2 separate regions of the Homo sapiens genome follow, and region 1 is linked to region 2. The links are chromatin loops, found by intact Hi-C in ENCODE. Cell type or tissue: dorsolateral prefrontal cortex. All regions are shown on one strand. Links, peaks and the distances in the headings refer to the core of each region. The heading gives the core; the rest is flanking DNA.

Evidence for each region. A loop is a pair of places that touch in the nucleus more often than their neighbours do. Peaks named below come from ENCODE experiments on the same cell type or tissue, not always from the same donor. Only the 100,000 strongest peaks of a DNase experiment are listed, where the experiment ranks them.
Region 1: it touches region 2 in a loop (5-fold over the local background); 3 of 110 quality-filtered maps call a loop at or near these places.

Annotation. Positions count from the first base shown.
Region 1 is chr11:42,628,037-42,636,503 of GRCh38, forward strand. No RefSeq gene overlaps it. Among named protein-coding and RNA genes, the nearest start is that of LINC02740, 380 kb to the left of the region's middle. In dorsolateral prefrontal cortex, for the core only: a CTCF peak has its summit at 3,692 (motif pointing left); no DNase peak of the experiment used is centred there; H3K4me3 peaks cover 544 bases; H3K27ac peaks cover 2,269 bases.
Region 2 is chr11:42,521,389-42,529,855 of GRCh38, forward strand. No RefSeq gene overlaps it. Among named protein-coding and RNA genes, the nearest start is that of LINC02740, 270 kb to the left of the region's middle. RefSeq lists an enhancer at 5,121-5,621. In dorsolateral prefrontal cortex, for the core only: CTCF peaks have their summits at 3,432 and 3,632; a DNase peak (open chromatin) is centred at 3,443; H3K27ac peaks cover 1,570 bases.

The DNA.
Region 1 (8,467 bases), core at 89-8,088, 110 kb after region 2:
TGCAATAACTAAAAGTTTTCTGTAAACTATAATAAGTACTCTAAAAAAATGCACCAGTAATTCCAATGCAGGCTATGTAAAGACAAGAATGATATGGGCACTTTGTCTAGGGAAGCAGCTAATAGTTTAAATTCAGAACCATATTGAATATCATTTAAAGTTTTGCACATATTCTAAGACAGTAAAATCTCATGCAAAGAGCATAGGAGCTGAGACCACAATATTTAGTTCTGTCACCATTTGTTCTGTTGACCTTGGGCATAACAACTTGAAGCTTGGGCTTACTTATAAATAAAATGAAAGATTATAGTATCAACCTCATGAAGTTATGAGAATTAAGTAGGTTAATTTTATATAAGAACACAACACTATACCAAGTGTATCAATAAATGTCATCTATTTATATTATATATACTTTCTTAATAGAATTCTCATTCCAAATGTTGGCACTTTGAACACATTATTTTGTTGTTTTTGTAAAGACCCAATTAAACAATTGTTTCTGAGATGCTCTAATGTTGGAATTGGGTGGCTCCAATAGAAGAACCATAGTCAATATTCAGTTACCACACAGTAGGAAAAGCCAAGTAAGCATCGCTACTGGCAGAATTTAGTCTTAATGAGGGGTATTTCTGCCTGGGTGAGCCACATATTATAGCAGCATCTGGAACTAGTCTCTGTACCCAGCAGGTATCTATGGACACCAACAACTCCCACTCTTGCTGTAAGAGAGAAAAGAGTTGAAATCAACTGAAAGGAAGGTTTCAGAAACACCTGCGGTTCTTGGCATCACTAAGTCTAAAGAATCGCTAAATTACTTCCCTATGCAGCATCACAGATGTTAATAACTTGCACCTGTGCTTATGTGTGTCTGCTGGGGGTGTGGAGCTGCAGACAGGAACAGGAACATCAAAGGAAAAAGAGAGGCTCCTTCTCAGAAACATGGTCCCTTATAGACCATCACTCATATGGACCGCAGACCATCAATATAGTCATGTGGGGAACTATACTCTTCACCAAACTATGAGTTTCTCAACTGCAGAAAATTTATTCATTGTTGGGTCCCACGTAGTATATTTGTTGTTTGTCCCACAATAAATATGAACTCAATTAAGCTGAAATAATTAAATACTATAAAATACAAAGTTATGAGATTTGTGGCAGGATAATTTATTAAAATATGTGGTACTTTTACCACTGCAGAAGAATCAGAAAGAAATAGTTATATAACACACATCCTCAGGGAGAAGGATCATGAAATCCAGAGATCTCCTCAAGATAAGCAAGCTGTTCTGTTGTTAAAAGCCAAGGCTCGGCCAGGCGCAGTGCCTCATGCCTGTAATCCTAGCACTTTGGGAGGCTGAGATGCGCCCGTCTTGACCTTGATCACAAGGTCAAGAGATCAAGACCATCCTGGCCAACATGGTGAAACCCCGTCTCTACTAAAAATACAAAAATTAGCTAGGCATGGTGGCACACACCTGTAGTCCCAGCTACTTGGTAGGCTGAGGTAGAAGAATTGCTTGAACCTGGGAGGTGGAAGTTGCAGTGAGCCAAGATTGTGCCATTGCACTTCAGCCTGGAGACAGAGTGAGACTCTATCTCAAAAAAAAAAAAAAAAAAAAAAAAGCCAAGGATCACAAAAGCAAAAAGCTAAAGTCTGTGCATAGGGTGAGGGATACAACCCTGAGATGTCCAGCAACAAGGGAGTATCCTGAGCCAAGTGAAGAGGGTTGGGGATTTGGAGATTTATGGGAGCAGAATGGCCAAGAGACAGGACATTGTCCAGGTGGATTGTAGATTTTTGAAACCCTCCACATGAAGAGCCATGATGTTGAGAGCTGTGGTTTTGGGGCCATAGATAAAGCTCCTTGGTACAGCAGAATTGAGAAGATAGATCCACATCACCTAATCAGTGGATGTCTCAGTTGGAGCTCTGATGGATTAAAGATGGCCCTTCATTTTGGGGTACCATTGAAATCTCTAGATTTCTTGTGGAATTCTAGGAAGATATGATAGTGAAAGGAATGCAAAGAAAAGTATGCAAAGACTCATTTAATTTTGCTTGGAGAAACAAAAATATGCTTCTTGCCAATATAGTTGTAGGGTAGAATTCATACATGCTACATATGCATCATAAGAGATAGAAGGACTACACTAAAATATTAAAGCAATTCTCTCCGTGTGTTCTTATTATAAGTAATATCCTATTTTTCCTTATAGTTATATATACATATGTGTTTTTTAAAGCTATCTTTAAAAATAAAAGTACAAAATGCTCACCTTCCTACCCATGACTTACCAGATGGTGCAATGATTTTTCCTGGGAACAAGTGGCCCCACTCTTCTTTTGAACAAAGTCACAAACTTTGTGACTGGTTTTGACTTCTGAGAAACCGGAGAAGCTATCATGTACAAAGGCACACTCATCCTTGAAAACCTCTCACGAGTGGTTTGTTCCAGCACACATAATGATTTTGTTGGATGTTAAAAGAATGTAACATTCTCCAAGAAACAAACAAACAAACAAACAAAACCAACTCTGGCAACATCAAGTCACTGAAGTGACTGAAATTAGAAACATCTTTGTGAATTTCTACATGAAATATTTTGCTGTTTTTATTTAATATTTACCATTTCCAATATTCTTTATGTAAATCCAGATTTCCATCTGGTAATATTTTCCTTCTGCCCAAAAAACTTTCTACAAGAAGAACATTCCCCTACATACTCAGTAAAATCATCGAAATCATAAAATTAATCCTAATATGCTACTAGCATCTAATCCTTCAAAACAGTTGCTCCAGTTAATTCCTTTACAGCAAAAGGGTGCAGTTGCAGAATCAGGCATTGCATTTTGTTCCCAAAGCTTTTTCATCTTTTTCAGTCTGAAACAGTTCCTCAAGCTTTCCTTGTCTTTGACACTTTTGAAAATAATAGGCCAGTTTTTTTATTTAATTGTGGTAAAGAAAATATATAACCTTCAATTTGGCATATGGTAAAGTATTTTAAATAAGTCTACAAATTTCCTAAACCAAGATCTCCTTGATTTGAGGTATCATGTCTTATTTCTGTATCCCTTAAACCTAACAAAGTGCCTGGAATATGATGAGTTTTTAGTAAATATTTGTTGAATGAATAAATGATATAAACCCATTTCATAGGTGGAAATTGATAAAGGGGTGTTAGCTTAAGACAATTGTTCTTTTTTTTCTAGATTTGTTCCCTTATTTATCCCTCAGAAAATGCTCTTTGACCATTTGCTTCTCTGCTGCCTTTGTCAATAAGACATGGTTCTTAACCTGCAGAGACAGCTATAGGGAAACCATGACAGTGGAATGACTAAGAGCTATAAGATATGCATGGGAGAGCTTACAACTAAATAAATTGCTGTCCAGCCCAGAAAAGGGAGTGATTCATTCTACCTAAAAAAATCAGGAATAATGTCCCAGCGGAGGTAGCAATTGATATGACTCTTGAGAGATGAATAAGTTTTTGAAATCAGTGGGGAGGACAGAGAGTTTGAAAAGCACTTTCTGCATTATCTAGCACAATCCTGTGCCTTCCATTCTAACTCAATATTATTGGCTGATGAATAAGACTGAAATGACTAACCAGTAACTTGATTGAAAGTGAATCCCAATTCTTGTTTATTCTATCCTGATTCAGTTAATTTGGCGCCCTCTGCAGATCTCTCTCTGCAAAAGGATATATTTCATGAGGTCACATCCTCACAAAGCATAAAAGCTGACTCACATGCTTTGTCCTAACATCTGTGGCTTTATTTAATTTCACTGTAATGTTCCAAACTGAGATTTCTTTGTAATAATCAGATAGTCTGTAACAATACTTGGATAGACTTGTTGCCTTAAGAGGAGGTTTGATTTTATTTTATTGATTTTCTTATAATGCTTGTAATTGTTCCAGTTTGTTGGAGCTTTTTTCTTACCTCGCTTTTATATTTTCTAATTGCTTTCTATCTCGCAAAAAAATATGTCTGTGGCTTGTTGATCTTTTCCTTCATTAAGAATGTATGTTGCAAGATAGGCTTGGCATAGAAAGGCAAAACTCTATTATCGAAAATTTTATTATGCCCTCTGATATATGTTTCTCTTTCATAAGAATGCAACAAAATGCCTTTGTCCTTCACTTCATGAATAACTGTACCCTTCGGAAGAGGAAAAAAATAATCTGTTGTGTTCAACACTTTCATTCAAATGTTGTGTTATTAGTGTTTGGGAAAAAACACATTTTAACTCGGTTATTTGATCGCCTTTGTCCTTTTTAGTACCTCTGCATTATCTCTGTTTTAAGAAATGAAATGAGAAGCCATTCAAGGTCAGTGCAGAAACCATGAGGAGGAGCATCCCTCTCTAGACATGCATCAATTCAGCAAACATTTATTGAACACAAAGAAATTGGCAAGTAGGTTGACAATTACTGGAAATAAATACAAAACAAAATCTAGGGTTCCTAATGCTAACGCTGAGCAAAATTGCAGAGGGGAATGAGGCTCATCAAACCCTTCAGTTGTGATGCTGCACAGCAATTAGGTTCCCATCAGGGGCTCTGGAATCACACAAGAATGGCCTCTACTCCCAGTTTTGCTATAAGGTGAGTGACCCAGGGCAAATTACCTGCCCTATTTGAGTCTCACTTCTCCTATCTATAAGTTTTCGGTAATACCAATACTTGCTTCAAGACTTTTCTGAAGATTTGATGAAGTACTGTATGCAAAGTGCTAACTAGAGTTACAGGAACATAGTAAGTGCTCAGCAAATTTTAGCTCTGGATATGCAGTGATTCTGCCTCAATTACATTAGCCTACTAATCCAAAAACATAAAAGGTACCCAGTAAATGCTTGTTGAATTAATTCAGTCCAAGTATTCCACCCACCATGTCAATGCACTATCAGACATCAAATTGGACTTTCCCAGTTTTAATCAGGGAGTTCAAAACAGTGCTTGGCAGTAGGTGGGTGGGGTCGTCAATTCATAGCTTGCACTTTGCAGTCTGAATCTCTCACATTTACACCAACCTCAAATTATTTCTATTCATATAAAGTTAAGATGGTGATTAGCAAGCAGTTTACAAATGAGCTGATATTCCACAATTCAAATTTCTGGTTGAAAAAAAAGTGTAACATGGATGATGAATCCGAATATAGCTGTCAATGAAAAGAAATGCATCTTCCACTACTTAGGCCCAGTTTCAGTCCTTGCCCTTCCAGAATAATGAACAAACCTTTAGAGTTATAATACAAAATCTACAAAAGATGCTTATCTACAAAGGGTCTTCTACACAACTTTGTACATCTCTCCATGATGTAAAGAAATGTACAAGTAATCGTAGTTCCAACAGAAGGAAGACTCCTATAAATCTATAATGAAGATTTCACAAAAAATAGTTAACACCTTAAAAGTTATCATTTGAAAAGTAAGTTAATAGTCTTGCAGGAGGAGAATACCCAGTTCCAAAAAGTAATCAGTAGCTAATTACTGAGCCCCATCTGTGCATTTAGCATTTTCCAAAAGACTAAATGTAACCTTGAAAATTCTCTGTCCATATTAGTAATAACCAGACAGGTACCAGGTAGAAAGAGTAGAATAAACCAAACTCTGCTAAACGAATAAACCAAACAAAAATACCAAAAATATAGCTAATGCTACATAGCAATAAGGCTTCAACATAAGACATAGAGAAGTGTTGGAAGCAAAATCTTTAGGGAAGTCTAGAATAAATTTGTTTAAGGAAAAATGCTTAAAGCATGAGGCAGATTCTGTCAAAAATATCATGATAAAAATTTAAGTACTGACTGTGGTTTATGGAATTCTCCTTTTTTGAAGGTTGATATTTACCATCATCCTGATAAATGCCTCTTTATAGTCAATTCATTCCTTGTTGGCCCATATCTCCCACCTCTAGTATTTATTGCATAAAGGAATGTTTCTCTGACTACTCACAGATAAATCTTCTCATTGATGGAGGGTTTTCTCACTACCTATTATGTGCCTATCTAGCCTCAGCCAACAATTTATTACCAGTTTAGAAAGAAGGCAATGAGGTAAAAGACTGAATTGTTTTTATGGCTGTGTCTATATTTCTTAAAGAGTAAGAACCTTTACAAGAGAAATTCATCCTGGAACCACATGAACCACCATTCATTTGGAGAAAAAGGAAATTGTTATAAAATATTGAAAACAGAATCAAATTCTATGAGGCTGTCATTCTGTTTTACTACCAGGAACTATTTTAATCCCCACTCAGTTACTTTCTGACTCTTAACTAGAGTAATGCTGTGAGCCTGCAGATGTGGGTTCCTTTGAACACCACAAATAGTGGCTGGAATCAACACATGCCATTAGAATACAGGGCCCTGGCACCGTTCTCATTCACTGGAAGCTCCTCTCCAATCAGTATTACATTCAGTGATGTCTGAATTTTTATTTGACTTGAAGTACAATATAGTAGTGTAGTGGTAAGAATAACAGAAGAAGAGTCAGAAAACCTCAATTTTAGTCCCAAACATACAAAGTCACATACATTATTAACTCGGACAAGTCATTTAACATCTCTGTGCCTCATTTTCTCAACATGTATAATGAGAGTTTGGATTAAATGGCCTCTAAGATCTCTTTGTTAGGTTCTATATTATTTGAGGCTGTATTTATAAACCAATACATACCGGTAGGTATCAGCCTGCCTTTGCAACACCACATCCACTATCAAGCACCACATTTTAAGTATTGCCTGCACATGCACTTTGACAAGCAGTCTTGAAAGCAAGATATATAGATTGAGACACACCTATTTGGAAACATTAAAGTTTTAACTGTAACAAAATGTGGTGATATGGTTTGGCTGTCTCCCTGCCCAAATCTCAACTTGAATTGTATCTTCCAGGATTCCCACATGCTGTGGGAGGGACCCAGGGGGAGGTAATTGAATCACTGAGGCCGGTTTCCACTTTTGCTTCTTCCTCATTTTCTCTTGCTGCTGCCGCCATGCAAGAAGTGTCTTTAGCCCTCCACCATGATTCTGAGGCCTCCCCAGCCATGTAGAACTGTAAGTCCAATTAAACCTCCTTTGCTTCCCAGTCTCGGGTAGGCCTTTATAAGTGGCGTGAAAACAGACTAATAAAGTAAATTGGTACTAGTAGAGTGGGGCATTGCTGAAAAGATACCTGAAAATGTGGAAGCAACTTCGGTACTGGGTAACGGGCAGAGACTGGAACAGTTTGAAGGGCTCAGAAGAAGATAGGAAAATACGAGAAAGTTTGGAACTTCCTAGAGAGGCTTTGCCCAAAATGCTGATAGTGATATGGACAGTAAAATCCAGGCTGAGGTGGTCTCATATGGCGATGAGGAACTTGTAGGAACTGGAGCAAAGATGACTCTTGTGTTTTAGCAAAGATCCTGGCGGCATTTTGCCCCTGAACTAGAGATTTGTGGAACCTTGAACTTGAGGGAGATGATTTAGGGTATCTGGCGGAAAAAATTTCTAAGCAGCAAAGCATTCAAAAGGTGACTTGGGTGCTGTTAAAAGCATTCAATTTTAAAAGGGAAACAGAGCATAAAAGTTCAGAAAATTTGCAGCCTGACCATTCAGTAGAAAAGACAAACCCATTTTCTGGGGAGAAATTCAAGCCAGCTGCAGAAATTTGCATAAGTAGCAAGCAGCCTGATTTTAATCCCCAAGACCCTGGGGCAAATGCCTCCAGGCCATGTCAGAGACCTTCATGGCAGCGCTTCCCATCACAAATTCAGAGGACCAGAAGGAAAAAGTTGTTTCATGGGCCAGGCCGGGGTTGTCGCGCTGTGTGCAGCCTAGGGAATTGGTGCTATGTCCCAGCCTCTTCAGCCATGGCTGAAAGGAGCCAACGTAACAGCTTGGCTGTGGTTTCAGAGGGTGGAAGCCCCAGGCCTTGGCAGCTTCCATGTGGTATTGGGCCTGCGGGTGCACGGAAGTCAAGAATTGGGGTTTGGGAACCTCTGCCTAGATTTTAGAAGATGTACTGAAATGCCTGGCTGCCCAGGCAAAAGTCTGCTGCAGGGTGTGGGGGGTGTTGCAGGGAGGGGGTGATCATGAAGAACCTCTGTTGGGGAGTGTGGAGGAGAAATGTAGGGTTGGAGCCCCCACACGGTGTCCCTACTGGAGCACTGCCTAGTAGAGCTGTGAGAAGAGGGCCACCATCCTCCAGACCCCAGAATTGTAGATCCACCGACGGCTTGCATCATATGCCTGGAAAAGCCTCAGACACTCAATGCCAGCCTCTGAAAGCAGCCCGGAGGGAGGCTGTACCCTGCAAAGTCACAGGGGCGGAGCTGCCCAAGACCATGGGAACCCACCTCTTGCATTGCGTGACCTGGCTGTGAGACCTGGAATCAAAGGCAATCATTGTGGAGCTTTAAAATTTGACTGCCCTTCTGGATTTTGGATTGTGTGGGCTCTGTAACCCCTTTGTTT
Region 2 (8,467 bases), core at 203-8,202:
TTCCTGTTTCTTCACATATCTATTAAATTTGTTTTTTAAAACTGGTTATTTTGAATAATATTTGAGGCAAGTCTGGAAAATCAGACCTACTCCCCCAAACCATGGTTTTTTATTATTGCTGTTTATTGTTGCTATTGTTGTTGTTGTTATTGTTGCTGCTGCTACTACTACTGTTTGTTTAAGGAATTTGTTTATCCAGTTCTGCAAACTCTATATACTTTGTTATGTTTTATCCCTGACTGGAGTCTCTGCTTGGTTAGCTCAGTGGTTAGCTAATGACTGAACAGAGATGTTCTTAAATATCTTGAATCGGTAAGTCCCCCATCATTTGCTATGGGGCTGTGTGTGTGTGGTAGAGCACAAAGTCAACACTGAATGTTTACTTCCTGCTTGCAGAGACCCTCAAGTTCAGCAAGAGGTGAAAGATTAAGGTCTTCTCAGGTTTTTGCTGCTGTTGTTTTTGCTGTTGTTTTAATCCAGAGGCCTCACAGCTACCAGGAGTTATGTATACAGTCCTGTACATGCACATGCCTTCTAAATTCCAGGAATATGTCAGAGCTTTCCAATGCCTTGTAGAAGCATCTCAATTCCAAGATTTTCCTTTAAAGTTTTTGGTCAGTCTCTTATTTGCCTCAACTGGCATCCCCACCCTACACAGTTGTAATGTTAAACAATTGGCCAATGATCCTCATCAAATGCCCTGGGAAAAGGACTTTTCCCACTGAATGATCTCTGAGTCAGATCAAACAAAGACAAACCTTGTAAGAAGAAGCTTTTCTAGGGAACTGTTGGGTGAGTCAAAGAGTGACAATTCCCTGGGGACAGGTCTTCTTGAGAAACATCCAACCTTTTCTGACCCCTGTAGTAACTATTAGGCATCTGGACTTTTTCGCTGCCATGGTTATAAGCCTGCTAGTTTTCCACACTGCTGGGGACCCGGAGATTAGGAGATTGGAATAGAATAAGTCGAAACACCACATTCTCACCGTTCTCACTAATCTCCAGCCATTTTTCTTAAACAGTCCTCAAATTTTTGCAAGCTTTTGGCTAATTTCCAGAGTTCTGAAAAAGTTTGACTTCAATAATTCTTGCCACTGTTGCTTTTATAAAGGAGTAGATTTTTGAAGGTCTTTACTTTGCCATTCAGGAATTTTTTTCTCCTAAATATTTTTTAACGCACTAGTCTAACCATTCAACTTTTTAAAAAAGATTATGCAAAAGCTTCTTTAATTTCTAGATAAGGTCCCAAAAATGACCTACAAGGTCTTGTGAAATCCATTCTTACCTACCCCTTAGACTTGCTGAGGCTCAGGAAATAACACCCCAAAGTATGGCACCTTGGTACACTGAGAAATTTGAACTGAAAAACATTAGAAGGTCATCAGAAGCAAAGTGTCTTTCTCACCTCCTGCCCTTCTTTTCTGCTGCTTTCCTTCCATTTCTAAGGCAAGCCCTAGAAACTAGAATCCCTCTTCCCCAAAGTGGGTCTTAGAAACCAGAATCCTTCTCCCCCAAAACCAGCCATAAAACCTAGAAATATTGCTCTAATCTTCCCCTGCTTTTCTGTATAAGACCCAGTTTTAAAGAAATGTTTTGAGTTACCTTGTCTGAAAGTAGATTATAAAACCATCATTCCAGAAGGGATCCTGCCCCATAACTGGGCGGAAGAAATGTCACAACAAGACCAAGAATGTTTCAAACAGATAGGCCTTGCTAGGTTTCCCCACTCAGTCTATTATTATTAGATCATTCCCTTTTTGTCCAATCATATTTCTACATGGCTGTACAATCTGGATTAATTAAATATGTTCTACTTTTCTCTTGTTAACTTGTCTTTTGTTATAGGAATACCAGCCATGACCCATAGGATGAAGAAAACAGGTACTACACTCTTTCCACCCCTACACCCTCAAACTCTATTATTCTCCCCCTAGGCCTCCTTCTGATACCTATAATAAGCCATCTTCCTACCGGCCATTTGCACAGTTTATTCTTTCTCTGACTCCCTCTTCCCACCATTCCTCTCATCAGGCCGATTCCTATCAACTCTCAGGTCTCCCTGTAAATGCCATTTCCTACGGGAGGCTTTTCTGACTCACAGGCAAGATTCAGTCTTCATCAAATGCTCTCATGGTACCCTGTGTTTCTCCTTCATAGCCTTTATCGTAACTGTAATGAAATGTAGTTTCTGTAAGTATTTGCTGAATATTAACAATTGTGATGGCAGAGATTTAATCGGGCTCAGAGGAAAATGGCAAATAAATGTTTATTGAAATGAATAAATGAGTGAGTGAATGAATGCAAGAATAGAAGAAATGCAATATGCAAATATCTGGCTACCAAAGTTGTTCTGTCTTGCAGAAAGTCAGTAAAGAGAGAGACGGACATCATTGAAGTACCACAAAAACCCCATACAGATAAAAGTCCCTCGTTTTGTACATGAGCATACCATCTTCAGGTGAGCAAGATTGTTTTGTACCAGCTGCCAATCCAGGCTGCAAATTGCATGAGAAAACTTTATCCATACCCAGGCAAGAGCCCCAGAAATTCTGTAATCATTTGCATTTAATGCAGCCCAGGAGCGTGTTTTTAAAAAGCTCTGTAAATAATTCTAACATGCAGTTAGGTTTGAGAACCACTATAGGTTAAAAAGTATCTTGTCTCAAGTCTGTTTCTGTCAATCCTCAGGAGTCCTTATAGCAAGGAAGTATAATAAGATTTGGGAAAATCTTATTAATGATCATCTTGAAAAATATAAAAGGGTAACTATGTCTTGTGTGTGGCTCTCAATCAAAAACTAAAGCAAAGGTAGTTTTCACATTTGATGTAACAGAAAAAGGTTGTTTCTGAGGAAGAGACAATATGTTTTCTGCTAATAAACTCCAGGGTGGCTTTGTGGCTGTCTTGATTAATCGGTGACGATGAAATAACCAGTGCTCAGGGATACATGAGACAGCAAAGGATTGTAAGTGACAATTTGCTGTTAAAATTCATCAGCCCCTGCAAAGTACCTTGATTAATAAAGTCACTGTGCCTGTCTCCACACTAAGGAGGGGGCCCCTATAGAAGAAAGGGAAAACAAATTTGCAAGGATGGTCTCGCTAAAGAGGTTCAGCACCCGTTTGCATTTAATCTCTCTGCTCTTGCATTAGTCAAGTACCTTCTCCCTCTCAATTGTTCACTAGTGCTGCCATTAATCACAGCCCACTGTAAAGGAAAGTAGGGAGGAGGTAGGGGAGACAGAAGTCTCCTTCTTGGCTTGTAGCTGGGGAGAATGATTGGTAGGCAGGGGACCCAGGAGGGGAACTGCTGGGTTATGACCAACCACAGGAACTTAAAATAGGGTTTGCAGAATTGAGCCTCAGCAGGCCACAGCTGGACGCTCTTCTGCCTGCCACAGCCACTATGAAGGTTCTTGGTGCAACATCGCCATCTACAGCTAACTGTAAGAACTGCTTTGAGGGAGTTGCTGAGCTCGGGAAACTGCCCTGAAATGAGATCAAGGTAACCCCAGAGGTTTTGCACTAGCCAGGGAAGTAGGACAACATTGGTTTTCGTGGCACAGGGCTACCTTCCTTGGTGTTTGGACCTACAGCTTGTTATCCTGCATGATGTTAAGCTAGTGCCAACGTAAGAATATCACGAATAATGGATTCCCATGAGATTTCATGAATGACCCATTTGTCCCTAGAGAAAACAAAACAAAACAAAAACAACAGCTTACCCAAGCTTAGAAGTCTACCCAGTCAGAGAAGTCTGCTGCACTGCATTAGACCTTTCTTTGAAAACGGTCTTTAAGGGTTTCTAAGAGCAGTTTTTTCTAAAATCAGTGATAAAATATTTCTAAACTCAATATAAGGAAAACTGTTTTAATGTCATATGGTTATATTTTTCAAGCACATTTTCCAAGTTGCTTTCTGATACATGAAGAATGAGAACCCAGTATTTGTACAACTCAAAACTCTAATATGTCAGAAATGGAAGGGTCTGTTGGGAGTGTCTATACTTCAATGTTTCTGCAGTGCCCTAGGAGTTTACAAATATGATCTCATTTAATACACACAAAAACCTGTGTATGTGCTGGTATCCCCATTGCATAGATGAGACTAATTCAGAGGAGAGGCCTTAAAGAATATCTAAGCAGATCTCTCAAGGTCCTACAGCCACAAAGTAGCCTCAACCTTTTGTTCTCCCAGTGAACATAACTAACTGCCCTCCCAGTCTCCATGAACCCTACCATTCCTCTATGAGGACAATGGGTTCAGTTCACCAGTAGAGGATATCATCTCAGCTCTGCTAATGTGAGCTGTGTGACTTTGAACAGGTCGCTTGATCTCTCTGAGACTTCTTTTTTTTCATCTGTACATTGACGAGATTGGATGAAAGAAAACAGTTTTGGGATGCCTGAATATAGATTGAAAACAAAGAAATACATTGAAGCTGGAGGTCTCTTAGGTCACAAATTGTAAGTGGCTCAGTTGCTGAATGAAATTCAAGTCAACTGGACTATTCTACTCTTGATGACAGTACGAGGCTGGTCATTAATGGACTTAGCCCCTCACCTGATTCATTTCTCTGCTTTGCTATGGGCAGGAGTCCAATAATTGACAGATTGAAGTGTTTTTACACCCTTGCCTTTAACATGCAGTAGAGGAGAGAGCTTGGGTTTTGAATTTGATATAGTAAAGAGCCTGTCTGCCTTTCTACCTCACTGGCATTCAAAGAATACTACCCCACATGAGTGCACATTGTCAACACATAGCCCATTCCTAAGAAGGTTATGCATCAGGACCAGGATACGAGGAACAACTACTCCCTGGAAACGTTTAAGCAAAGAAAAAAAGTATATTCCAGGAATATTAAATACGATTTTTTTACAGTCTTTTAATAAAGCCACCTTGGAATAGGACATGGTTGACAGCATTTCCCCAGACGGGGTGTTAAATATAGCATTCAAACCAGAAAATTACTCATTGATTTGCCCTGTGAAAAGATAAATGTCTATTCAACTGTGTTCTATCCCAGTGCAGACCTTATTGTTTTTTAGCAAAACAGTCTGAGTGAGTCTCCCTAATGAGGCAACACAGCATGAAAACGCTGCAAGCACATGGCACAGGACAGGACGAGAGCCCTTGCCAACCAAATGCAATACCCCAGAAGGCTGCCCACAGCTCCCGGAAGCAGGGTATGCATGCCAGCTCAACAAGGTGGCCCCACTACTCTAGACAACAAAAGAACAACAGCAGATACACTACCCTGGAGCAAATACACATGATAAATGAAAACTTGGTCTCAGGAGGGAGCAGAGATAAAAGCTTACAATTCACTGCCCCAAGAGCCTCTGAAATCACTACTGTTTTGGCTTTGGCTTAAAGACAGTTTTCATAATGACAGGTGACTGCCATCTGTAAGACCCTGCCAGACCGCATATGCCTAATAATGCTCTCTCATTTTATCCAGTGTTTTACAGCTCACATAGGGATACTGTGTGTCCAAGCTCATTTGATTCTCTTAACAACCCTATTAAACAGGTGGTAGAGGTACCCACTGCCCTGGCTGCATTTTTTTTTTCAGAGAGATGCTGTCAAGTATTATTATATCTTACATCTATTTATTCACTCAACAAGCATATATGGAGAGCCCACTCTGTTCTAGGCACTGGGAGGAGGTGGAGAAGCACAGAGAAGTAAGGGAGAAAGCAGAGGTGGGTCTAATACGGTCTACATGACAATGCTTTCAAGGAACTCCTAAATCTCAGGGGGATGCAGAGGGACTAACAGATAACTCTAACTCAGTATGGACAGAGCAGAGAAGGGGGGCGTTTCACAATTCCTAGGGGAATTGCAGAGGAGTGGTGACTTGACTTATAGGAGTTTCCTGAATTGCAAGAGGACTTATTTAACTTTACAATTCATTCTGATTCTTAAAAAAAAAATCGAAGAGTGATGCAATGATATGCACTTTGGGGTCATAGATCAGCTGACAACATTATGAGATATTTTATTATTGATTATTTTCCTGCGACTAACAACAAAACCACTAGGTAAGACAAGCAAGCTCTTTGCCTTTCTTTTACTGAAGCTCACAACAGTTGAATAGCTTGTTCCAGGTAACAGATCAGGAATTCGAATTTACTAGGAAATTGCTCCATACTGAGTTCTAATCTGCATTCTACTCCAGTGCCTCTCAAATTTAATGACTATACAAACCTCTTAGGGATTTTGCTAAATTACAGATTCGGGTTCAGAAAGCCCAAAGTGGGGGCTGGAATTCAGCATTTCTAACAAGCAGCCAAGTGATACAAATGCCGTTGGTGCATTTGTATCACTTGGCTCACTTTGACTAGCAAGGGTCCAGAGTGATGCCCTGGCCCTAAAAGTGGCTATTATCAAAAAGGGAGTAAAAGTCCGAGTACATGAATTCTAGCAATGGTGAATAGGTTTTGCAGAAATTAGGACAGAAAAAGGAGAAAATTAGGGGAAAACAATCTTGAAATTTAAGGACAGGCCAAAGGTTTTGAAGACCTAATACACCTGAAGGCCCTTAGACAAGGTCCAGCACTGTGGTGCCAAACCTGGAGTTCTCAAATCTCCAAGGTTCCAAGAAATCATCAGTGAGGATCCTTGAACTATTTTATATATTCAAAAAATAGCTATTTGAAATTGAATATTTACATAAACAAGGCCTCTTTTGTTAATGAAAACAAGGACTCATTAACCAGATTTACTACTGCTTTGTCTTTCTATTGTAGGCCTAATACTTATTATTATTATATATATACACATCTTTGATTAATTAAAAATAAGAAAACAAGAAAATAAGAAAACAAATTAGGTATTAATAAATTGCAGTTCAAGTAATCGAGGGAGACTAAAAGAAGGAATCCTTGGTAGGAAAAATGTTGAGAAATAATTCAAACCCCCTATTTTATGAGTTTTTAAAATTTTATTGTTTTGTCTTTGGGCTTTTTGTTGTTGCTGCATTGGTTTTGCATTAGCTTGTACCCATAAATATTAAGTAACTAAGCAAAGGTTTAAAAGTGAGATAATAGAAGAACCAGAAACAGATCCCAAATGTTCTAACTCGAAGCGATTAATAGTTGCCATTTACAAACAACCTATTATGTGCCAAGCACCTGCATTACTTATCACATTAAATCATCAAAAAAAAAAACTAAAAAGAAAGTAATTTTGTATTTATTTTACAGACCAAGAATCTGAGCCCCAGAAACATGCAGTAACCTGCCCAGAAAAATACTCAGCAAGTAAAATGCTTATTCAGCAATGGATCTAAAGTCTGAGCCCCAAAGCCTATCCTTGTAATCAAAATCCAAGTTTTAATTCTCTCAAGTTGCTGTTAGATTCCAGGATCCTCATATTGTGTATTTGACCACTGAGAAGAAATTGCTGGTTTATTTATTTCATCTAGACTCTTTCCAAAAATGCCTCTAGACTAGAGAAAATGTAATTAAACAGCCCCAATATTCCCCTCAGCAGCCTACCAGCCTTTTGCCATTTCTCTTAAAGACTCTGAAACTTGCACTCCCTGAGACACACAGAGGAGAGGCATTAATCTTGGAATGGATGAATGCAAGCCAGATCCTCTCCCTTTTGCCCTAAGAGTGCAGCAGAACAAACACAATTTTAGGAATCCAGTAAATTCAGATGTAAATCCAACTCCCCATGTACTGACTTGTGATCATTGACCATTCACTGACACCTCTGAATCATTTTTATTATCTGATAAAAGAAAGACAATACTGCATTTTTCATTGGATGGTGGTGAGGATTACATAAACTTAAGTGAGTAAGGCCCCTAGCACAGGTCAAGTACCAGAAAAATACGTCAGTAGCCCCTATCAGATCGGGTGATTACTACCCTGGAAAACATAATTTGCTTTTGGCTTGTCTCAGCCAAATCATGGGCTTCAGACAGAAGTCATCCTCCTCGTTCTAAATAATTCAAAATGAAAAGCCTGAGCGTTTGTTTCCCTGACCTTATTTCAAGGATATTCTGAAATGCTGAAGCTGGGTGACCATACATAAATGAAAGCATTCATTCTGAAAATAAATGTGACTTTGCAAAGACCACTAATGTGGTCAGAGCAGAACTGGTGTGGCCAACTAAAGGGTGACCTCCATTTCTCAGAAAGTATCAGAGTGGATTATCCTAATTTGGACTTCATCTTTCATCTCTTTTCAGGAGAGTGAGAAGGAGAGTCTGGTGAAGTCATTCCTTTTTGCCCAATCATGTTTTGCTTACCTCACTCACTCCAGGGAAAACAAACAAACAAATAAAAACATCAGTTTTCTTAGCCAGATCACACTTCAAATAAAGAAAGTATGAAGAAGGGAACAGTACTTATAGTTCCAAATTGGTCATACCATGTCATCGTGGAGGTGTAATGACCTCCATAGAATACATCTATTGGTGTAATCTAATGCAAAAAACGAATGGGTGAAAAACT